Regions from separate parts of the Homo sapiens genome. Here region 1 is linked to region 2. A link is an interaction called in ENCODE POLR2A ChIA-PET data of the cell type or tissue named here. Cell type or tissue: PC-9. All regions are shown on one strand. Links, peaks and the distances in the headings refer to the core of each region. The heading gives the core; the rest is flanking DNA.

Region 1 (4,748 bases), core at 238-4,237, 300 kb before region 2:
TATAGAAAGTAATTTTAAATGAGGGAAAATCTTGTATGGTAAATCTTATCCTAGAATAAACTGACTGGTATTTAAGAGAAAGGTGGTATAAGACAAGTCAGAAAGGCCAAACATGTCATAGATGATCTGTGTATGTCATGATAAGGTTTGTGAAGAGGAATTTATGAAAAAAAATTGTGTGTGATTAAACTAGCTATAATTAACATGGAATTGCTTATAATAGTCTTTCTAAAGAATGGTCTTTATATTAAAACAGTTTTCTTAAGATATTGATTTGCTTTTTAATTTTATAATGTGTATTGTTTAAAACCTTTTTTCATTCATATCTCAGAGGTTCAACCATTGTTATGTCTCACTGCTTTCAGCTTTTTCTCCCTTTGAGAAAGCCTGAGATAACTCTTTCTTCAGCTTTTGTCAGTTCCTGTAATTTTTCCTTCTCTGTTTCTAACTGTTGTTATAGCCTGATGCTGAAATATTTTATCTTAGAGGTCTATAAAAGCACTAATTTCCTCCATTATAACTTAGATTTATTTATTTATTTATTTTGAGATGGGGTCTTGCTCTGTCACCCAGGCTGGAGTGCAGTGTTTCAATCTCAGCTCACTGCAACCTCCACCTCCCAGGTTCAAGCAATTCTCCTGCCTCAGCCTCCTGAGTAGCTGGGATTACAGGTGCCAGCCACCATGCCTGGCTAATTTTTGTGTTTTTTTTTAGTAGAGATGGGGTTTCACCATCTTTACCAGGCTGGTCTTGAACTTCTGACCTCGTGATTAACCTGCCTTGGCCTCCCAAAGTGCTGGGATTACAGATGTGAGCCACCATGCCTGGCCTAACTTGATTTTGTTAATATGTAACCTTATTTTTGTATTTTGGTTTTTGGCTTCTATATTGCTTCAAAAGTGTTTTAAGGACTAATGAATGCCTGCCCACCTCCATTTGCATCTGGCTTAAAATTTTAATTGGCTATAAGATGCCCAAAAACTTAATTTGAGCCATGATGGGAAACAGGAGGACAGACATATCTTACTATGCTCCCTTTGGAACTTAGACCAGGTTCAAAAGACCTTTGAAAAATATGAAAATAAAGCATTCCCCTTGGAAAATAATAGCTCCCCTGTTCAACCAGGAGACTTGGTCCTATTAAAAACTAGGAAATAAGGACCCCCCCGCCAAGGATCAATTCCACTTTGTTACATAGATATAACCAGGACACTGACCCCAACTGTATCTGGTTCACTGTCAAAAGTACCCTCTCTAGTCTCACCTAGTTTTCACCCTTCCTAGGACCTTTGATAGCTATCTTGTTACAAATAATTTTGTTCCTTGCTTGTTTAACCTACTTATAAAGTTTGTGTCTTCTAGACTACAACAATTCCATGTAAAACAATGGTGGTAGAAGGCTTCTGATCCATCCCATCTTCTGACATAGAAAATGAAAACATGCTCTCATTCGGCCAATAAGCCCCTTAGATGCAGCATCCAGGGATTTTTACTGCTCCAATGCTAGGCAGGGCCTATCCCCATAAAATCAGCAGAAAAACCTCCTCCCTTCTGCAGCTCCCTTAAGATTAAGGAGGAGTGTCTAATCTTTGAGGGGGAACGAGATAGTAGACCAGCAGGATGTATTTCCTGGTTGACAGGATGAAGTGAAGGAACTGGCAGGAACCAATAGGTAGCACCTAAGGCAACCTCTAGTTACTTTCACTGCTAGAAATTTCTGAATACCCCACCCCCTAATTTGCATGTAATTAAAAGTAGGTATAAGTGGGTATAAATACAGCTGCCAACAGCCCATACACTGCTGACTCTGGGTGCACTGCCAACAAGTCCGCCTTGCTCTGCAAGGAGCAGCTCCAGTTCAATACAATATTGCTGTTTAATACTGTTGGCTCACCCTCGAATGCTTTCCTGGGAAAAACCAAGAACCCTCCTGAGCTAAGGCCCAATTTCAAGGCTTGCCTGCCCACCTGCATCATCAGCCTGAATATGAACATAGATTATATTCTTTCCCAGCTAGTTGACCATGGGAAATTGTCTAATCCCCCTGCATATTGGTTATCTAACAGGTAAAGTGGTGAGAAGCGATTCTCCGTAGGGTTGGCATGATGGTTACATGAGAAAAGTTATGTTGCAAATGCTGAAAAATGCATAAAAAATACAGGGAAAATGTGTGTTCTTTACAAACTTACTTACTTGGTGTTAAAACCATGCAATCTGTTTGTAAATTTCGACGCTATTTACTTTCACTTTCTGAACCTCTCCATTTTGTTTTCTCATTTGTAGAACGGGAATGTGTGATATTGTGAAATATATATGTTTGGTCTTTGGCTCAGTTCCCTGGTTTACAACTCCTACAGTCTTCAGACTATCCAAAGTGATGTATTTTTGTATACTAATAATTGACTGAATGCTAGAAGTCCCTGGGCAGCTTCAGGATGGAGGCTGGTCATCAGAAAGACCAAGGCATAATTTTAGAGGGTTTGGTCTTTTAGCCCCACCCCCTGACTTCTGAGGAGGGGAGAGGGGCTAAAGGTTAAGTCAATTATGAATGGACAGTGATTTAATCAATCATGCATATGTAATGAAGCCTCTATAAAAAACCAGAGGGACAGGATTTTGAGAGCTTCCAGATTGCTGAATACATAGAGGTTGGCATGACTAGGGAAGGCATGGAAACTTTGCACCCCTTCCCCCATACTTCATTCTATACATCTCTTCATCTGTATCCTTTGTAATACCCTTTATGATAAACCAGTAAATGTGCTTCCCTGAGTTCTGTGAGCCACTCTAGTAAATTAATCAAACCCAAAGAGGGGGCCATGAGAGCCCCAACTTGGAGCCATTTAATCAGAATTTCCATAGGCCTGATCTGAGGTCTGAAGAGGAAGCAGTCTTTGGACTGAGCCCTCAACTTGTGGGATCTGCTGCTACCTCTAGGTAGATAGTCCAGCATTGAATTGGAGAATACCCAGCTGGCGTCTGCTGCAGAACTGATGGTTTGCTTGGTGTGTGGAGCAAACCCCCAAGCATTTGGTCACAGAAGCATTTTGTATTGATTGTTGTTGAGTGACAGAATAGAAAAAACACTTTGAGTTTATGTTTTCCATACATGGGATGCTAAAAAATCAAAATAAACCTATTCATTTATTAAAAGACATATATGATGTATATATAAAGTATGTTATTGATAATATATTTCACATACAATCTTACAGTGTGTATTAGTCCATTTTCATGCTGCTATAAAGAATTACTTGAGACTGGGTAATTTATAGGAGAAAAAAGGTTTAATTAACTCACAGTTCCACATGGCTGGGGAGGCCTCAGGACACTTAAATCATGGTGGAAGATGAAGGGGAAGCAAGGCTTGTCTTACATGGCAGTGGGGTTGGGGGGAACTGCCAAACACTTTTAAACCATTAAATCTCGTGAGAACTTTCTCACTATCAAGAGTACATCATGGGGGAAACCGCCCCCATGGTCCAATTACCTCCTACCAGGTTCCTCCCTCCACACATGGGGATTATAATTCGAGATGAGATTTGTGTGAGGACACAGAGCCAAATAATATCATAGTGGATATAATGTATTATGTATAATGTGTTTGTTTTATTGAGCACCTATTACATACCAGGCATTCTTCTAGGCTCTGGAGATTCAGATGTAATGTATGTGAAGGTCTTGGCTTTATGACCACTCTGTGTCTTGCTGTGCTTCCATTTCTTCACTTATGAAGTCAAGAGAAAAATATCGCCTACATCATATGATTGTTATGAGAATTAAATGAGCTAATATTTGTAAATGCTTGGAAGAGTGGCCAGGAGAGAATAAGATTTAGGTCTTATCATTACATCTATTCTCATGCTGCATTTTGTGGGAGTTAGGGCATAGGCTCTGGAACTAGACTATTGGGCTAAAATTCTAGGTCTATCATCTACCCACTGTGTAACCTTAGACTATTTACTTAATCTCTCTGGGCTTCTGTTTAACTATCTGTACAACAGGAATAATAAGATCCACCTCATGGTGGTTGAGAGGATTGAATATTCTGATATTTGTAGAGCACTCTGTGTCTAGCACATAGTAAGCTCTTATAAGTATTTGCCATATCAAATTAATAAATAAAAGTGTGCTTCCTTTTATATGAAGTCCTAGAACAGGCCAAACTTATCTATAATTATAGAAATCAGATCAGCAATTTCCTGTGGTGAGTGATGGGGGAGGATTTGTTGCAGAGACAGGAAGGAAATTTTTGGAGTGAAGCCAGTGTTCTATATCTTGATTGGAATGGTGGTTACATGGGTGTTTTTCAAAAGTCATCACACTGTACACTTAGAAATGTGTGCATTTTAATACATGTATATCATGCTTCAATAAAGTTGCAAAAAAGGTCACAACAAATGCTTGCTCTAGCAGCACTGAGGCCAAAATTGAAGTGATCGGGAAAAGATGAATATAGTCTTGCACAGGATCTATAAGGTGGCCATGTATTAGATGAGATCATCCACTGTGTGTTTAGGAGCAATGACTTTGAAATCTGATGGACTAGAGTATGTACTATGAAACTTATTAGGTATGTGATGAAAGAATAAACACTGTTCCCATATAATAGATGAGACAAATGAAAAATGTGCCCTTGGGCTGATCACATCACTTTTCTGAACATTAGTTTCCTCCTTTGTGAGTTATGGGAATTAGGTCATTCCTGTGGCCTTTCACTTCTAAAATTATTTGGTTGTATGACTTAG
Region 2 (4,748 bases), core at 325-4,324:
TCAATAACTTGATTTTCATTATCATTTTAAAGAACATAAGGCCATTTATTGATTTAAGGTGACTCGATTTAAGTTTGGGCCTTCCTTCCTTGCCCCTTTAGCCTTGATATGTGATACCAGGATAAATAGGATTACATAGCATTGCCTCGAAGTAAAAAGAACAGGTGGAGGCTGTGGTTGTATTTTTTTTTTCCCCCAAGAGCAGTTTGCACTTCTGCTTGTTAGCAAATTACAGCCTCTTGTATTCACTTTCCAAAATAGAAATGGAAAACTGAGATAAAAAGAATAACAACAAAACACATAATACCTCTATTACCTACACCAACACAAGCTTACTTTCTATCATCTATTGACTGTTTACAAAGAGAAAGATGAAAATCCCACCACATTAATGTGTGAGGATCCACCTCAGTGGTTTAGGGTGAGAACTAGAGATCTTAAAATCTTTTATTTTTGTCCTTGTAAATCATTCTGTTATTAATAAAACAAATTATTTTTTATGTTGTTTGCTCTACTGCCATTTTATGGGCACTATTGCTTGTTTCTGGGCAGACGTTTAGTTGATTGTCTTAAAAACAGTGGGCTAGAGCAGTAGTTTCTAAATTTTAATGTGCATATGAATCACTTGGGAATATTGTTAAAATGTAGATTCCAACTTGATTGGTGTAGGGTGGAGCCTGAGATTCTGCACTTCTAACAAGTCCCAAGGTAGTAAGATACTGCTGGTCCACGGACCACACTTTGAGTAGCAAGGGGTTGAAAAACTGGAGGGAGACACCTCTGACTTATCTTTCTGAGCAAGTCACATACATAGTGTATCCATAGAAATGAAGTTTTAAAATTCCTTTTTTTAGGTTTAAATGTAACGGAACTTATTCTGTGGTTTTATCTGGATTAGTCAAAAACTTTATTGAGAAGTGTAGGTTCCAGAATATGATACATGGAATGGACTAACACGATTATTCCTTTTCATTGTATAAATTTTATATTGCCAAGAATAATCACAAGTTTGTAGTTGTTCCTAGAATACATTTATTTTTAAAAGTAGGAAAGCTTTTGGCTATGTCTGTGCCTAAATTGCTCTAATTTGTGGTGTCTTTCTTAACCAATAGCGTTCCTCTTATAAGACGTGTATTTTGAGGCTTCCCAAAAGATTAACCTGATCACATAACAAGAGTGTAAAAACTTGTGGTTGACCGCTGATCCTTTTAACATCGATCTAACTCCTTTGGCAAGTTAGAAGAAAAAGAAGTAATCCAGTGGTTTTCTACAAAAGTTGAATTAGTTGTAGCCATGTGGGGATCAGAATCATCTGGAGAACTTTTAAAAATTATACAATTCTCCCTCCCCAACTCACATGCCTTTTCAAATATTAAGATCTCATGGTGGGAACATGGCTATTTTAATTTGAAAAAAATGACCCAGGTGGTTCCGATTTGCCTCCTCCATCCCGCCCAAATTAAGAACTGCTGAAATAAATTAATGACATACTTTGAGTCTCACCTTTCATTCCGAATTTTAAAGTCAAAGCCATAAAATGTCTAAACTGTTTTGTGTACTTTTATTTTTTCAAACAGTTATATAATACTAAAGGTTCTGAGTTAAAATGTTCTCACAAGACCAAGGAGCTACAGCAAACTTACATGGCAGCATATTCCATTGCACAGGCTAGGGGTTCTCAATCCTGGCTGTAACCCTGGAATAACATGGGAAATGTTTTAAAACACCAAAGCGTAAGCCCCACCCCAGACCAATTAAATCAAGCTCTGTAGGCATGGAGTCTGGCATCATTATTTTTAAAGCTCCCCAGGTAATTCTTGTATGCAGTCAGAACTGAGAACCATTATGGGCCAAAGACCCAGAAACCCTTTGTCTATAGAGCAATCTAGAGTAAGTTCTTTTTATATTAAGTAAAATATTGAGTTTCAGAGTATGCAATCAATGACAGGAACTTCCATTCTTCTCATGGAATTATTCAAGACTTTTTTTATTCCTGAGTCTATAGGATCCTTTGGAATACTAAGAAATAGATCATCACACATTTGACCTTTTCTGAAAATAAGTGGCAATTATAATATCAAGCAATATGTCTTCACTAATCTCAATATATGTCTCAAGGTATGTAGAAGTGAATGAATTCAGTTTAATAAATTTAGTGCTAATGGCATTTGAGTATATAGTATGTACATTATTAGGTCCTTTCACTTAAGGATCTGCACGTTTTTTTGTTTGTTTAGTTTGCAATCCAATTGTATGTTTAAAAAAATAAACAAAACCCAAAAATGTCTTACAGAGGAAATAAATCCCTTGAGGACAGTGAAGAAATAACTTTGAGATCACCTTCCCATCCTTCCGATTTCTTCAATGAGAGCTTAAATGGATTTTCAAAAAATCAGGTATAGTTTACATGAAGTGAAATTCACCCTTTTCAGTGTGTAGTACTGAGAGATAATTCTCCATGGGTCGCTCACATTTTTGCATGTGTTGTGAGCAGAGGCACTGGCTGTCCTTTCTTCTGGGCTATCTTTCAAGGATGTTTGTATAGCAAGTAGCCTTGGAAGACTGTTTCCCACTGAAACAAGAAAGCATTTTATGAGTCACCAGGTAAAGTTTCCTGAGACTATATGGGCAGATTCTTTTGTTTTGTTTTGTTTTGTTTTGTTTTGTTTTGTTTGTTTTGTTTGAGATGAAGTCTCACTCTGTCCTCCAGGCTGGAGTGCAGTGGCACGATCTCAGCTCACTGCAACCTCCATATATGGGCAGATTCTTAATGTCAGTTTCCTAGCAGTCAAAGAAAAAAATATTGCTTCAGCTTTCTACCACCAAAATGAGGCCCAACACCTTACTGAACTGCTTGACTATTCGGGACAGTGTATTTCTACCTGGGGCATTCTACTGGGTCTATTATATTGGCTAAGCCACAAATCAGCATGTTTTGTGTGTGAGGTCCAAATTAATAGATTGTCTAGAAAGTTGTGGCACACTCTACATTTGGGGCCCCACACTCCTAAAAAAAAATCCCTTAAGAACAATCATATTAGTAAATTCAAAGTATATTCTGGAACCCTCATTTCTCAATAAAGATTTTTACTAACCCAAATAAAACCACAAAATAAGTTCCTTTACATTGAAAGTCTCTGTGACTTGGCTTTGCCAAGTATCCTATCAGAGGAAAGTAACCTCTATTTAGGGGAGCTTCTTATGGTTTGGACTCATTGCTTCTGTGACGCAGCTACCACCCTTTCTGAGAAGCAAGTATTGGCTTGTTCCTGGGGTCTTGCCAAAACCGAACTCCCGGCCCATGGACGACTTGTAACGCTACTGCTGAGCGTTTCCATTTGAGTGTATGTCAACTCAGACTCAATAACTACCAGGATGGGAGGTTACTGAGTTACCAACCAGCCTTGCTTGTCCAATGCCAATGATATTTTTAACAACATCCCTGACCTCAGAGGTATCTTGGCTTTACAAGAATAGCTGACAGTTATCCCTCTGTGGGAAGCTTTATCTCCACTCTTTTTATGTACAGAAAAGCTGGCTCCAAGGGGTCCTTGATTCACAGATGTTCCCTAAAAGCTTTGACTGGGTTCATTGACAGTTTAGCTAAGCTGAAGCTTAATGTTGTCCATTGGACTACCACAGCCATTTAACCTCAGTATCTGCAATGCAGAATGAAAAATGGATGGGGTCGGTCCATTCAGAGCGCAAAACTCAATGCTCTTCTCACAGCTCTGGCTACTACTCCTTTGATGAAATGCTATATTTTTACTGACTTATTGCCAATGGACTAGCAATTGTAGAAAACCACAAGCTGGCAAATTGAAGATACCCCTTTTTGGAGCTGTGAATGACGGATACAAATCATGGCAAGGGAGCAATTCGTCACTCATGTAGATGTCCATGGTAAAATCTCATTCTCTGAGAAGACTGAATAGAATCAAACCTGAACACTCCCAATTGCCATCGTTATTGCCCAGATCCATCATGCTACTAAACACAGCACCATACCCATTATTATAGACTAGGAACAAAGTAAGGGACTCTATCTCTCTGACACAGAAGTTACGAATGCATGTCAGAAGTTGTGAATCCTGCTAAAGTTGACCAGTGTTTTAGTAGTGAAGGAGGCCACAACACATGAGGCATTGCTTTTATTCATTCCTGGAAAAATGACTAAGTTGAAACTTTTACTAACTGTTCTGGGCTAAAGTGCTGCCTCACTGCTGTCAGTGCCTTTTCAGGTCACAGTGTTGCTCTTCCAGTCCAATCAGCCAACTCTGGCCACACTACCATGGTTCTTGATCCTAATCTGTGTCATGTTTTCAGCTTTCTGATGTTACAGAGCTGCTGGTCAAGGTATTCAATGGGCTACCGTGCTCTGTAACACCCACAGGCACCTGGTCAGTTTGAGCATTGAAAGGATCTCCTCAAAAATCAACATAGGAAAATTTCCAGCTCTACTCTTCTCACCTCTTCCTTAGTAAGGCAGTTTGGTCACTGGATTTGGCTGTCTCTGAAAGACAGCATTCCCTTTGGCTGCTTCCTGGATAATAATCAAGATGAAAGGTGGGGGAACTATATAGACCATTTAGGATTCTGCCTTGACCATTCCTAGGCATGATTCTTCTTTCATTCCCTTGATTTAGAATGAAGGGTTTAGAAAGCCTGGTTCTTAACTCTCTTGGTGGCAGCCTAGTGAAAAGATGGTCTAGGTAATTCAAATTTAATTTTGGATCAGTTACTTAGAT

The links. Peaks named below come from ENCODE experiments on the same cell type or tissue, not always from the same donor. Only the 100,000 strongest peaks of a DNase experiment are listed, where the experiment ranks them.
Region 1: POLR2A ChIA-PET joins it to region 2 with 7 read pairs; 1 of 35 experiments calls an interaction of 5 or more read pairs at or near these places.

What each region holds. Positions count from the first base shown.
Region 1 is chr1:82,780,966-82,785,713 of GRCh38, forward strand. No RefSeq gene overlaps it. Among named protein-coding and RNA genes, the nearest start is that of LINC01362, 120 kb to the right of the region's middle. In PC-9, for the core only: no CTCF peak of the experiment used is centred there; no DNase peak of the experiment used is centred there; H3K4me3 peaks cover 609 bases.
Region 2 is chr1:83,083,919-83,088,666 of GRCh38, forward strand. It overlaps LINC01362 (long intergenic non-protein coding RNA 1362), which reads left to right. Exons shown (of 11, transcript NR_147074.1): 7 at 2,294-2,396. Among named protein-coding and RNA genes, the nearest start is that of LINC01361, 100 kb to the left of the region's middle. In PC-9, for the core only: no CTCF peak of the experiment used is centred there; a DNase peak (open chromatin) is centred at 2,613; H3K27ac peaks cover 1,550 bases.